Linked DNA regions of Mus musculus: region 1 is linked to region 2. A link is a loop called in an ENCODE intact Hi-C map of the cell type or tissue named here. Cell type or tissue: left cerebral cortex. All regions are shown on one strand. Links, peaks and the distances in the headings refer to the core of each region. The heading gives the core; the rest is flanking DNA.

Region 1 (7,603 bases), core at 1,958-5,957, 140 kb after region 2:
GTTCATGTGAAGAGCTGTCTGCAGTGTGTGAGCTGAATGACCCCACATTACTTAGTTGACTTTCAGAATTTTATCTTTTTACAACTTTATAAGGAATGTATAGCTATATGAATGTATTTTGAATATGTTCATTATTTCATCCCCTTTCTGTGGCTGCTTGTACTCTTATGTTAATTTGTGTCCCTAAAACTGTTTGCAGGAGGTCTGCATACAATATAGCTTCTGGGAACCTGCCCCAAGTTGGTTCTGATTGGTAAATAAAGATACTGACAGCCAATGGCTGGGCAGGGCAGACAGAGGTGGGTTTTTTAAGGATTCCCGGACTAGGGACAAGGAGGAAGGAGAAGGGAAGGAAATCTGCCATGCCTGTGCCAGGAGACGTGGAGGAGCAGAGATGTCACACCCGAGAAGGTGAGGGATAGAGAGCATAGCCACCATGCATGAGCCAGGGAGAACAGCTCAACAGGGCTGCACACCTGGGTCCAGGGAAGCCAAGATGGAACATAGGATTTAGTAAGTAACAACTCGGGTTTATTGGAGAGAGGTGGATTAGTCAGATGGAGGTGAGGAAGTGGACCAGCCATTGACATGATTAAGGCAAATCAAAAAGTAAAGGCTTTGTGTGGCTTTCATTTGGGAACCTAGAATGCTGGGGTGGGTAGCATGGAACCCACCACTGGGCTCTAATTAACCACTGCTACACCTTAAAATCATCTTCCGACTTGCATTTACCTTCTTGGCTTCCTCCCCTAACTTTTATCCTTCTCTTCACATTTTTCATGACTTTTATTAAAAATGAATTTATAATATTAACTTTTTCCATCGTATACATGTACAGTCTTCAGTAAGATGTTTTATTGTATCCCCCCTCCTCTTTTTAGTCCTATTATTATTCTTGATAATTTCCCAAGAGTCGTTCTTTTATTCCTTGACTCTCGGGTATTCACATCTCTTATTCACACCATTTCTTGAGGGGGATCAAGGACTGCAGGTTTTCTTTTGCAACTTTTCTTCATTTCTTTTATGAGTGTGCTTCTGCTGTTTACGTGCTTACTAGAGTTTCTTTTCTTTCTCTAACGCTTTAGATTTGTCCCACAATGAGATTCCACTACTGCAGGATTGATTCTCAACTCCAGTGTCAGATCAACTTTAACAAGAATCATACCCCTGTTTTGTTGGCAGGCAAAGGATGGCAACCAATGTAAGAGGCAAGCTTCAGTCCCATCACCACTGGTCCCTCCCGTGAGCAGGAGTGAGGGCCGTGGATGTAGTGATTGCTGGATGAGGGCTGCTCTGGTGGAGAGAGTTCCTTGTAACTGTGAAGTCTGCTATAGGCGAAACTTCTGCTGCTGCTTTAGAGGAAGCCCTCAGGCAAAGGTACAGATACCTGCCTTTGAGAGGAGACAGCAAACATGAAAGGGCAAAGTCTAAAGCCTAAGGCACAACAGGGGAACAATCATATCCTAGCAAGTTTTGTCACTTGCTCTTGTGTTTCACAAGATTTAACTGTGATTTCATTTTGCGTGGTGGTAGTGGATGGTGGTGGGTGTTTGTTTGGGTACATGTTCAATACTACTGGACTTAACAAAATATCAGTCTATAGTGATTTTTCTTGTTCTTAGACCTTTTGGCTCAAGCAGAACTTAAAAATTCATTTCTCATTTGGAGGAACTCCTGAGCTGTGAAGGTAGTGTGGCTTCAGACTGATGCTGGTTTTGTGCATGTTGCTGGCTTGCAGTTTTGATTAATCACTTTCTTCTCCCTGGCAATCTGAGGCATGCCTCCTCATCATATCCCCAGAGTGGTGGACTTTCATCTCCCTTCTCCTTTTCTCTGAGCCCGTGGCTTTGAAGCTGCTGAGTTTATGTTCTAAGTCCTAGCATCACATAGACCCATAGTCTTGTCACCTGTTTTTAAGCATGCTTTGTAACCCTAAGCCCCTGGCTGCTGCCAGGTTTGAGGACCCTACCCCAAGGCTGCTGCAGAGTCAGCGCCTCTGCTTACAATTAGAGCACTTCAGTTTCCTCGTTTCTGTCACCTGGGACATAAGCTTGTTACTTTTCAAATTTAGATACATGGTAAATCTTAGGGATGTGTTCCCATTGTTTCTAAACTTTGGTAGCAGAATGGTTTCAGCTTCACGCCTGTTCCTCTTGCTGGAATTGATCACATAGATTTATTTTTTAACCTAAGTGCTATTTTAAAATAATGGTAAGTGTATTTTTAGTATAGTGCTTTGTTGTTCAAGTAAAAAGATGCTTGGATGTCTAGACTCTCTTGCATCTTAATGGCGAGCCATCTATGAATGGGTTGTGCCTTAGACAAGCTGTTTATACTTACTGTGTCTGTTGGAAGGATGTGCTCACTGACTTTTACACATGTAAGGAGAGAGAGAGAGAGAGAGAGAGAGAGAGAGAGAGAGAGAGAGAGAGAGAGAGAGAGAGAGAGATTGGGTGTCTTCTACCCATCTCTAGCTTGTTTTTTGTGACAGAGTCTCTTACCTGTGCTCAACACTTTGGATAGACCTCCTGGCAAGCAAGCTCCCTGGATCCACCTCTAACTTCCCCCACTCCTTCTACACTATAGTTATAAATGTATGTGTTCTAAATGTATGCTTCTGTGTGAGTGCTGGGGGTCTGAAATCACATCCCCAGTACTTGTGCAACAAACGTTTTACCCAGTGTATCATCTCCCTAGCCTCCTGATTACAGTCTTTAAAACTGAATTTAATCACATAGAAAAGAGAACAGACATTTGAGTAAAATCACTTACAGGATTAAATTTTATCAACTAGATTATAATTGAGTGTTCAGTGCTGACACAGCCAACTCAACATGGCTAATATAACTAATAATTAAATAGGTCTATTTTCCTAGCCTCTTCACTAAATTTTTAGTATCCTATGGGAAAGGCAGGATGGGGTTTTTATATCTGTGTAACCAGGGCATAGAGGAGCTTCTAGCAAAGCATGCTGGAAATCTTAGAAGTGTTCCACAGAAGAATTCTAGTGATGCGGAATGGCTATTTCAGAATCTTTGCTTCTGCTTGCTTTTTCAACATAGCTAAAAGCACGTCTTCTCTCTTTGTTCTGTAACCAAGTAGCTGTTGGAAAGCATCATCCTCTTGCCTTTTATTGCCCTCCTTCTCCTCCCATAAGTGCTTTGAAGCAATCATGTAGCATCCCTCTCAGGTGCCAAACTCCTCTTCAATTCCATTTGTAACCCTGAGCTCTTCTCCTCTTCCTTACTCTCTGGTTTCTCATACTTAACCCATTTCATGGCTTCTCTATTAGTTCTGTACCAAAAATCTCCAAATTGTTTCTGTTCCTATTTCTTCTAATTCTACATTTTCTGCTTGAGTTGCACCATCTATTGCTGGAGCTTCAATTGCTACTTAAATGTTGGTAATTTTCACAACTGAAACAAGGTTTTACTGCATGTAATTTATTGATTTTGTCAGTTTGCTTCCCGTAGTAAACGGAAGACTCCAGAATTTTCCAATTATGTTGAAAAGGTAGAAAAAGAACACACACACATGAGACAGAGAGAGAGAGACAGACAGAGAGAGAGAGAGAGAGAGAGAGAGAGAGAGAGAGAGAGAGAGAGACAGAAGGAGGGAAGAGGGGAGAGGGGAGTCAGGGCTATAGATAAGCTTTAAGACAAAATTAGATGATGAGATCCCAGAAGACAAGGGGACAATGTCAAAGATGCATTTGAAAGACTTATTCACTTTAAGGACTGAAAAGTTTGAGGGTCCCGTGTCCTCAACATTATTCAAGTCTATATGACATTCTGCTGTTCAGATATCTAAGTAAGTCTATTCAGTCACCTGGGTAAGGGGCATTAGAGTGATCCTAATCTGAGGTGATTATAAGTGGAGCTGTCAGAAAATCCAGGACTACCTTGTTGTGTGGACCTATTGTTTCATGTCTCTTTAGTGAATACAACACACAGAATGAACCGACCATAAATCAAGTGTTAAGTCAAGAATATATCTATATATCTATGTGTGTGTGTGTGATGCAGGCAGAAGGCATGGCAGGATAGCTAGCTCAGCTCATGGTGGCAGAACTATGCCATGGGGACTATTTATATTTCAGTGGCCAGTTAGCAGGGACGCAGAACCCAGGCCCAGTGTAACCTTCAAAGTCTTCCCTCAAAGGACCTATTTCCACCATGCAAGCTCAGACCTTAACTTTCATAGTTTCCCTAACCAGCACTTACCTAATAAAGGTCAGGAGTAGAAAGAATGTGATTCAGACTCAGAACATAACACTATTAAAATAGTATGAGACCAATCTGTGAAATTTAAAAAGCTATCAAAGGAGTTGTGTTTTCCAAAAACCAAGCCCATGGAAATGAGCAGCATAAAAAGCACTGAATTATAGTTGTAAGAAAAGGGAGATTTAGAAGTACTGTGAATTACCAGGAAGAAAAAAGATGGAGGAATAGAAGCCAAATTTTGCCCATCAGAAAGACAAAGACCTTTACCCTAAGCAGTATAGTTAATGTCCTTTGTTATAGGATCAGAAAATAACATAAAAGCCCTAAGTTCCTATCATTTGATGTGTGTTTCTTTGCCATGATAATTTTAACAGGCATACTGGTCCCAATGAAGATGACATTTTAATTTATTATAATCACTTCAATGATCAATAATTTTGTGTTTTGAGGATAGAACATGTAGATGAATGTCAGAGGGAAATGACTCACTCAACAGATGTTTAAGTAGTGCGAGAATATGGACAGCTATCACATGACGGAGTTTTACAGTGTCTTTGCCCACATACTACTGGTAATGGGAGCAGCATAACATGTGGGTTTTCTTGGTAACACCGGAAGGAAGCATTTTCAATGAAAAGAGAGCTACATTAATGCCTCATGATTTTACTTGATTGCACCACAATTCTACTGTCTGAGTAGAAAGCAAGTTAAGCTAATAGAATACTCAGCCCTAACAAAGGTTAGGAGTAGGGAGAACTTACTGTTAGAACAAGTGTATGACTGAAGGGGGAAAAAAATACCAGGAAGAAAACAGATGGAGAGATGGAAGCCAGAGAGCGGTGTGTCTGTGGGAGGATAAAGGGGTGGCGAGAAAGAGAATGGGGAGGGGGGGCACCGCAGATGATTCAAACAATCTTTTAAAGGTTTGCTCCCTCTTTTTGGAAAATTTAAAAATATTTTCAGCAAACAATATTGCTCCTCTCCTGGTTCTGCTTTATCCAGCCTTCCTCTCTGCACTGCTATCTGTTCTTTGTTTTGTATGCTAGCCTTCCATGGGGAATTCTGCCTAACCAGACACTAGGGGAAGTGCCAGCTATGTCAATCAACTGTCATAACTAGGGCTAGAGACCAAAAAAGAGCAGCCTAAGCCAAAGAGTGTGTGTAGGGGGAGAGACAGAGATGGTGTGTGGGAGTGCATTGTGGGTGAAGCCTGTGGGGAGAGCTGGAGGAGCTCGTTCAGCTGGGAAAACACAGTCTACCCATTTCTCCTGAGTCACTTCAGCTAGACTTTTTTTTTCCCTTCATCTCTGTGGGAAATCAAGAGCAAAGGCTTAGCTTATCAGTAGTTTCCCTGAGCCAGGAATCAGAAAGCTGAAGAGACATCCTGTATCAAGCTTTGAAATACTGACCTCAACAGAATCCCCACCCTGAAGACCAAACAGAAAAGAATTTGGTATAGATAGGCAGGCTGGGGCAGGCAATAGAAAAAAAATGCAGGCCTAGAAAGTGCCCTTCACAGACTAGACAGGGAAGAGGGCCTCTTTCTTGCATCGTTTAGAATATGGAGGACTTTGAGAACTCCAGCCATTTCCTTCTGTTTGGATTCAATTGAAAAACATCATTAGACATGCACTTCTGCCAAACACAGATAGTTCTGGTCCAGAATTGTGCCCAAAGGCAGACCTAGAACTCAGTGTAGTGTTCACCGTGTGACCTGTCTAATCCAGAATGGACTTGCATGCCATGTTCTTTCTAGAGGTTACAAAACTACCAGGACACCTGCAATTCGCATTAACACATATAAGCCTAAGTGTTTTTTCTCTCACTGGTAGAATGAGCCATTTTGTTCATAACATTAGCTGAGATCTGATGCACTCTTTGACATGAGTTTATGAAAAGGAAAAACAAACACTCCAAACTCCTGGTTTATTTTGTTTGCATGTTTGTTTTTATAGAGAATCCTGGTTGTTCATGGTGACTACATTTATATTCGGTCTCTTCATCTGTTATTTTTTGCGGTTACTAGATATAACTTGATTCATCCCTTATGATCATGTGATGGTATATTAACCTAGATTTAAGTATGCCAAGGCTTGATGAAGAATAAAAATTACACATGAATTCCTGGTTACATCATTTTTAATACTCCATACTGTATATTAAAAGATAATCCAATTTAGCTACAGAAGAAATTGGACTGCATGCTCCTTTTATTATCGCTCATAGAGAGAGGAACTACAATAATATACTTTGGATAATCAATAGATTAGAATCAATTATACATTAACACTCAGGGAGTTCACATTTCCAACGGCCTCACCAATATGAATGATATTTCCGATGCCAAATTCATCTCTAAAGATTTTGACTTAAGTGAAATATAGACAATAAATTCAAATGGCCATCTGCCTATCTGTGCAGCATTATCAAAGAACACTCATTTTAGCAGAGGTTGGCACTTATGCTCTTCATCATGGCTCCAGAGAGTCATCCTTCACTTGTTAGACCAGAATTTTTTTTAACCTATTTCTGGCCAAGCTTCATCTGATATATAGATATAAATTTGTGGTTCCTCAGTGGATGCTCACAGTCATTCATTAGACAGAGCACAGGGTCCCCAATGAAGGTGTTAGAGGAAGTACCCAAGGAGCTGAAGGGGTTTGCAGCCCTCTATGAACTAAATAGTACTCCCTAACTAAATATAGCTTCCTGGGACTATACCACCAATCAAAGAAAAGACTCATGGCTCTAGCTGCATATGTAGCAGAGAATGGCCTAGTGGGTCATCGATGGGAGGAGAGGCCCTTGGTCCTGTGAAGTTTCTATGCCCCAGTATAGGGGAATGCCAGGGCCAGGAAGCAGGAGTGGGTGGGCTGGGGAGCAAGGGCAGGGGGATAGGGGATCTTCAGAGAGGAAACTAGGAAAGGGGATAACATTTGAAATGTAAATAAAGAAAATATCTAATAAAAAAATATTTGTGGTTCCTCAAAGAGAAACTCACATCTATTTGTGACTCTAAAGTTTGAGGCAAGTACTTGGTTTGTTTTTTTTCACAGCTACTTCTAGAGAAGTCAAAAGTCAAACTTGAGGAGTTTAAAAGGCAAGATGCTTTTAATAAGCAGTTCATCCTGAACAAACTTAACATAGATACATGCACCATAACAGGAAGCGGTGTACACGAAATAGTATTTTTACAGTACGTAACATCTTGTCATTTGTCAACACATTTGCCTTTCATATCCCTTGTAGCTAAATTTGGCATGAAAAAGCCTATATAGAAAGACATCTATGTATTCCTGGGTTTCTGGTGCTCATCTCTGAAAGGCCAAAGCGCTTGACAAGCTGGCTATTTTAACACAAAATGATAGAATGGGACAAAG
Region 2 (7,603 bases), core at 2,452-6,451:
CTGAGATGTCCTTCAAAAGAGGAATGGGCCGGGGTGGTGGTGCACGCCTTTAATCCCAGCACTCAGGAGGCAGAGGCAGGCGGATTTCTGAGTTTGAGGCCAGCCTGGTCTATAAAGTGAGTTCCAGGACAGCCAGGGCTACACAGAGAAACCCTGTCTCAAAAAAAAAAAAAAAAAGAGGGGATGGATACGGAAAATGTGGTACATTTACACAATGGAGTACTACTCAGCTATTAAAAACCATCACTTCATGAAATTCTTAGGCAAATGGATGGAACTAGAAAAATATTATCCTGAGTGAGGTAACTCAGTCACAAAAAAAAAAAAAAAAAAAAAAAAAATACATGGTATTCACTTACTGATAAGTGGATATTAGCCCAAAAGCTTCAACTACCCAAGATACAATCACAGACCACATCAAGCTCAAGAAGAAGGAAGAGAAAAGTGTAGATGCTTGTTCAGTCCTTCATAGAAGGGGGAAAAAGTACTCACCGGAGCAAATACAGAGACAAAATGTGGAGCAAAGACTGAAGGAAAGGCCATTCAGACTGCCTCACCTTGGGATCCATCCCATATACAGTCTCCAAACCCAGACACTATTGTGGATGCCAAGAAGTGCTTACTGACAGGAGACTGATATAGCTGTCTCCTGAGAGGTTCTGCCAGAACCTGACAAATACAGAGGTTGATGCTCGCAGCCAACCACTGGACTGAGCACTGGGTCCCCAATGGTGGGGTTAGGGAAAGGACTGAAGGAGCTGAAAGGGTTTGCAAACCCATAGGAAGTACAACAACATCAATCAACCAGACAACCCCCAACCCCCAAAACTCCCAGGGAGTAAACCACCAACCAAAAAGTACACATGGAGAGACCCATGGCTCCAGTTGCAAATGTAGCAAAGGATGGCCTTGTTGGGCATCAATGGGAGGAGTAGCCCTTAGTCCTGTGAAGGCTTGATGTTCCAGTGTAGGAGATTGTCAGGGTGGGGAGGCGGGAGTAGGTGGGTGGGTGGGTGGGTGGGGGAGTGCCCTCAGAGAAGCAGGGGAAGGTGGAATGGGATTACATTTGAAATGTAAATAAAGAAAATATCCAATAAAAGAAAAAAAGAAAGAAAGCTCTGTTAAAATAGTTTTACAAGATCAGGTGTACTGGCTAGTTTTGTGTCAACTTGACACAGCTGGAGTTATCACAGAGAAAGGAGCTTCAGTTGAGGAAATGCCTCCATGAGATCCAGCTGTAAGGCATTTTCTCAATTAGTGATTAAAGGGGGAAAGGCCCCTTGTGTGTGGGACCATCTCTGGGCTGATAGTCTTGGGTTCTATAAGAGAGCAGGCTGAGCAAGCCAGGGGAAGCAAGCCAGTAAAGAACATCCGTCAATGGCCTCTGCATCAGCTCCTGCTTTCTGGCCTGCTTGAGTTCCAGTCCTGACTTCCTTGGTGATGAACAGCAGTATGGAAATGTAAGCTGAATAAACCCTTTCCTCCCCAACTTGTTTCTTGGTCATGACGTTTGTGCAGGAATAGAAACCCTGACTAAGACAGTCAGGTAAATAAATAAATAAATAAATAAATAAATCCCAGGCCTCATCTTTTCAGATATGCGCCAAAGTAGGTCTTCATAACTTTCTCTATTGGATCCTATTACTATGTTCCCCCCAAAACAAATAAACAAATGCTCTAGAAATACGTTAGAGATTCAAGGGTGAACATCCATAATCACCTCCTAACTTTATGGTTTAAAATATGTCAACTCTTTAAATATCCTTTCAAAGTATTTCTCAAGCTGTGTTCTACAGAACACAGAGTACTCAAAGAACAAAAAGCATTCAGGAACAAAGAATTTTTTACTGTTAATTATTATGATGATGTTATTCATTTCCTTTGCATCCTGATGCCACCTCTCCTCGCTCCTCTCCTATGAGTACCTCCCTCTCATGTAGCTCCATCCACCATACCACCCCTTCTTTGCAGAAAAGGGGAGGCCTCCTAAGGACCAACCAGCCTTGGCATATCAAGTTGCAATAAGATTAGGTGCTTCTTCTTGAGACTAGACAATGCAGCCCAGATCGGGCAGAAGATTCCAAAGGCAGACAATGCAATCACAATATATTTGGGTTTCTATGCTTCAGAATAAATTTAAAATAGCCTGCCTAGATAATCTACAAGCTTCCATTCAACAGGACATCTTTTTTTTTTTTTTTTTTTTTGAGTTTTTTTTAGTCTTTGACTTAGTGATATAAAAGAATGTGTTTCATTTTGTCCTGGAAATACATTCATACCCTATCAACTGTTGTACACACAAATTCAAATACATGCATGTGGGTACACAATGCACACAGATTTATCAAACTGAAGCTTAAATATATGGCCATGTTATACACAATCATACACAGTACATGTATATTTATTTTGTGCATTCTTATTTCCTAATATACAGCTTTTAATTGTATAATTTCTCAAACAGCACCTCTAAATTCCTATCCACTGAGTGTTTTGAGGAACACACTCCACTGAGACTTTCTTCTCTCCAGTTTCACATGTTTTACTACCCTGCTGAGCTTCGGTAAACTAAGTTCCATGGCTGCCTTCCTGGCTCACATTTAATTTTTATCTCTCTTCACCAAATAATCGTGATGGTTAAAGTTTTATTCCCTTTATGTGTAAAATTTATTAAATTATGGTGGGTTTTCATTTCCTTAAAATGGCACAGAATCAACAGATCTGGCATTTTCCTGCCACTAGAGAAACTGGCTTACCTAGACTGTCACCCACTGTCAACTAGCATCAGTTACCTAGGGCATTAACAACAAATGTGTACGTGTGCTTCACTAGGCTAACAAAAAGAGACTGTAGCAATAAAGTGGAATTCACACTTTTTTGAGGTCTAAATCTCAAGAAACAATACACTTAAGGGTCTTAAACTAATATTGCTATGCCCCTTATCACTGCCAGGCACTGAAACAGATCAAGGATAGCTCTGCTTATCAGCTATAGTATCTGGGCTTTTAAGTAAGTTACTAGATTTCAAACTACTTTTGGAATATGACTTGGGTTGCCCAGGGTCAGTAAGGCAAATTTGTATCCAACGCACTCCAGAGCATCTAGAAAAACCTAGCTTATTTTCAACTCAACCAGGAGGAAATACATCTGTCAGTAGCTTGAGTTCCAACGGAGGTGTCTGACAACATAGGAGCAAAGCAATCTCAAACCATCTAGGGGATCCTACAGCTCTCCCGGCAAGCCAGAGATGTGAGAAGAGAGTGAGGTTGCAATCCTCCTTCCTGGAAAGGATCAAGACTGAGGAGAATTATAGAGGACAAAAACTGCTAACAAGTAAGTGAAGTTAACAGCGGCTCTCAAAGTTCAGAGCAAATAAAAGTCCAACAGGCGTGGTGACCATGCGCCCACGGAGGAGGAGGAGGACCCAGGAATTAGTGCTGTTTAGCTTTGCCAAGCTGCCAGAGAGGAGGCGCGTGGGGCCAGGGAGCCCGAGCAGATCGCCCCGCCTCTTCCGGTGGCCGTGGCGCCGGCCGGCCCACGCGGCGCCCCAAGAAGTGGCTCCGGATGTTTCTACAGTGGCCGCGTCAGGATATAGCCTTGCCCAAGAGTAAAGCGATGGCCCCAGTCCTCATTACCTGATCAGGGCCGCGACCCTCATTCTGGGCGCAGTGTGCGTGCGTACGTGCGTGCGTGCGGTAACCACAGACGCCAGGCCCGGGATCCCGCGGCGACTGGACCTACACGCGCGGTCCTCGACCTGGTGTCTGCTGCGCTGCCTGCCCTCGACCATGCCTACTGCCCCTTCAGCACCTTGCTGAACACCCGGGTGTAGAGGCTAGGTAGTCTCAGCATCTGTTCCCTGATACATGGATATATGGCTCAGAATTTACAAAAAGAAAAAAGTTTAGGCACAGCCTAACCACCTAAGTAAGGGCAGTGAAGCTGCCAAGGGAAGGGCATGGTCCTTGGTAAACCGCTTGAGGGTGCTGGGATTGTCTGGGTAGTAAATTCAAAGTCACAAGTTCTAAGATTTGAAACACTACCTTGGAAAGGGGATTTAGTCTCTCTCCTCTCTTCGTCAACTACAAGAAAGAAATCTTTTCGCCCTTCCTACCCCCCCTCCAAAAAAAAAAACCCACTAACCCCTGATCACTTTTAACTTCGAGGTTTGCATCTCTGCCCATTGAACCAGTGAGGCTACATGACCTCCGCCTCCTATACTGTGTTTTTGCATTTTCCCAATACAGAAACTGAAAAACTTGCACTCCAGAAAGCAAAACGAAAATCTAATTTAAAATACGTTTGCCAGTACTTAGTTATTTGAATGTACTAAGCACTCTTTGGAGCTCCTGGGATCAACTGGTGTACGATATAGACCACCATGCCTACCTACATCCATGAACAAGGAGTTTGTGTAGAGGTGTAGGAAGAAGAGAATTTAAAAAGAGAATTGTATGTTAAAGTGAAAAATACTGTACCAAAAGAGAGAGAAAGAGAGAGACAGAAAAAAAATGCAGAAATAGAGGGTACACGTGGCATTATTGGTGAGTTAAACTAACTTAAACATATACATCTTTGAATATTATTCATATGTAAAGAATGTATATATATATATATATATATATATATATATATATATTTTTTTTTTTTTTTTTTTTTGAGACAGGTTTTCTATGTGTAGCCCTGGCTGTCCTGGAACTCACTCTGTAGACCAGGCTGGCCTAGAACTCAGAAATCCACTTGCCTCTGCCTCCTGAGTGCTGGGATTAAAGGTGTGCGCCACCACTGCCTATGTATATACACATTATATACATGTAATACATATATATATATATATATATATATATATATATATGTGTGTGTGTGTGTGTGTATATGTGTGTGTGTGTGTATATATATATATATATATATATATATATGTATATATATACATATATATATCTCCAGTGAATGCCCAAACTCCCAAAATCCGTCTTCCCAATGTATCCATGTTGAATAAATCTCCCTTTCTGATTTCTACTTTCACCTGGCTTTTTTTTTTCCAGCCTGCTGGTTCTGGCCATATTTATTTCATACATGTGGGATACACTGTCACTGCCTTTAGACACAGCCTTAGACAGCATTGGATGCCCACTACAGATGGTTGTGAGCCACCATGTGGTTGCTGGGAATTGAACTCAGGACCTCTGGAAGAGCAGTCAGTGCTCTTTACCGCTAAGCCATCTCTCCAGCCCTTCACCTGGCTTTTAAAATTGTATTTTAATTAAAGACTGCTGGCAGGACATGAATTGGGCACAGGTTTTGAACTGAAGGTTTGATGACAAAAGAACAGGTAACTGGAGAAGAGTAACCAGAATGCATGATGGAAGATGAAGTCTGGGTGGTGGAGAGAGAAGATCATCCAAGGTGGTGTAGGCCATCTCAGACTTTATAGCACAGGTATGGTTGAAGGTTTTATAAGGACAACAGGTTCTTATAACACTGCAATGTTGAAAACATCTATTAGGGAAGAAATCTATTTTAATGTTCCAGGAGAGATGATGTGATGTGATCTAAAAACAAGATGATGGATTTGGCAAAACATGAAAAGAATTAGTATTTTTAAAACAGTCAATATAGTTGAATAGACAGATATGGGTTACTAAAGAAAGCCATGAGAAATGAGAACAATATCATGAACTAAAGGTAGGATGTGTGAGACACCTCACATTGTGTGGGATACACATTAGCAATCCGTCTTGCCATACTACAAGTGCTTTCAATGGCTCCAAATAGTTGGTATGCGTCATCATGGCATTGATAATTTGCTATGAGTATCAGTATTATAATCGTGTGTGCAAAAAATAATCTGTGATTATAATTATTTACCAAATCAATTAAGTATTTGAGATGTTGGTGTCTGGTTAGAGATAAAGCATTCAAATTATACATTATGAATCATATGCTTTTCAGCCTATGAAATTTTGAAAGTAACAATTTATGTAATACATATGACAAGATCATTGGGAGTTGAGTCCATTGAACTGATGGGTAGTTAGAGTAGTATAGGACTTGAAAGATAAGGACAGGAGAAACAGATACATCTTCAAACAAAGATATGAGAGGTTAGCCTTACTGGTGGAGAGGTTATGTTGGTCAGAGAGGAAGACAAATTGGACAGTCAGGGTGATGCCCAGTTATCTAGAATCAGGAAATGCCACTCGAAGTAATAGCAATGACAGGAAAGTTAGTCTAGCTGTTTATCATCAATTTTAGAAAGCTGTGTAGATTATCAGTAATTAACATGTGGACTATTTTGATAAAATAAGCATCAAGTGCCTCAAAGACTCATTTTTTTAAAAATTTTCTACCATTTAAAATTGTTTTTCCTTGCCACATTTCAAGAGAGGGTGAGAAAAGAACTTGCTCTCCCTACAGCTGCATATTAAGAATTACATTTTGTTTCTCTGTGTTTAGCCTCATGCTAAGATAATCTCATCAAAGATACTTATTATAATGTGTATATACTGGGGCTTATCTATAAGTGAGGGGATAACATGCTCAGGCCCGTTACCAAGGTCAGCCAGTTTTCAGAGGTTTCCTGCTCCCCCTGCCACCTTTATGTTATCCTTTGTATTGTGCATTTTACCCCTAGGAAAAAAATTCTCAAAACTTTCAATTGAAGTCCTTTCAACTAACAGAATTTCCTAAATGACCTCATATAACAGTGCCAAATGTATTGTCTCCTTTTTTACAAACCTTTACCCTAAGCCAAAGTAATCCGTTAAAAGAACTGCAAAGTGAGCTTCCAGTGGCCTAGTTCTAATATCTCATTTGTACTCACTCTGTCTGAGGACAGTGCAAGAAAAGTCTGCTCTGGTGGGGCATTGGTAGTGGATCTAAAAGCACCGCAATCAGAGTCTAAGACAGTTGCCAAGAATGGTGGAGATCTAGCTGCTCCATGATGTCTGTAATTCCTTCTATCTATCTAAGACTGACCTGTGAAATGGAGGTTACCTGGAGAAGTGGCAGCATTTGTTATTGTACTTCATTCCAGTCCTCACCTGTCTACATGGTATATCTGTTTCTATCTACACCACATTCCCCATAACATCAGCAATTACTTAATCGTATCATTCTATGGTTTACCTGCCATTCCTAATGGGTTTTAGCCACTGCCCAGTAGATTATTTTAAATCTTGGTGTGCTGTATGTGTCATTTCACAGGTACAATTGGAAAAGGGCACCAAGTGGATCATCTGGGTTCTACGTGTGCGTGACTTTATCCCTAGTGAATTGAGAATCCTTACTCCTCCTCGTAACTCCAGCTTGAAGGTCCTTGCATGCAGAGTACTTAAAGTGACTCTGAATTCTGAAAGTCAGTGAATCCTTGCTCTGCCCTCTTTGCAGACTAAGACCTAGAAATATCTTGATAAAACTTTTGAAAGGTATAGAATAGGTTTCCTTAGTAGGTCCTTGGCTAATGTGCCTTTCAGCCTTTTGTTCTCAGATCCATGTTTTTCTCCTAAAGTATGTCATACATAGAGATCTGATTTATCACTTATGCCTATATCCTGAGGCATGACCACCCCACGCACCCTTCCAGATTCTCATCTGAGCTACT

What was found. Peaks named below come from ENCODE experiments on the same cell type or tissue, not always from the same donor. Only the 100,000 strongest peaks of a DNase experiment are listed, where the experiment ranks them.
Region 1: it touches region 2 in a loop (10-fold over the local background); 2 of 42 quality-filtered maps call a loop at or near these places.

What each region holds. Positions count from the first base shown.
Region 1 is chr2:114,792,073-114,799,675 of GRCm38, forward strand. No RefSeq gene overlaps it. Among named protein-coding and RNA genes, the nearest start is that of Gm13974, 58 kb to the right of the region's middle. In left cerebral cortex, for the core only: no CTCF peak of the experiment used is centred there; DNase peaks (open chromatin) are centred at 4,159, 4,805, 5,123, 5,387 and 1 more place; H3K27ac peaks cover 823 bases.
Region 2 is chr2:114,651,196-114,658,798 of GRCm38, forward strand. It overlaps Dph6 (diphthamine biosynthesis 6), which reads right to left and starts at 3,769. Exons shown (of 9, transcript NM_025675.5): 1 at 3,636-3,769. The coding sequence starts at 3,658. In left cerebral cortex, for the core only: CTCF peaks have their summits at 3,980 and 4,180; DNase peaks (open chromatin) are centred at 3,494 and 3,810; H3K4me3 peaks cover 1,535 bases; H3K27ac peaks cover 1,479 bases.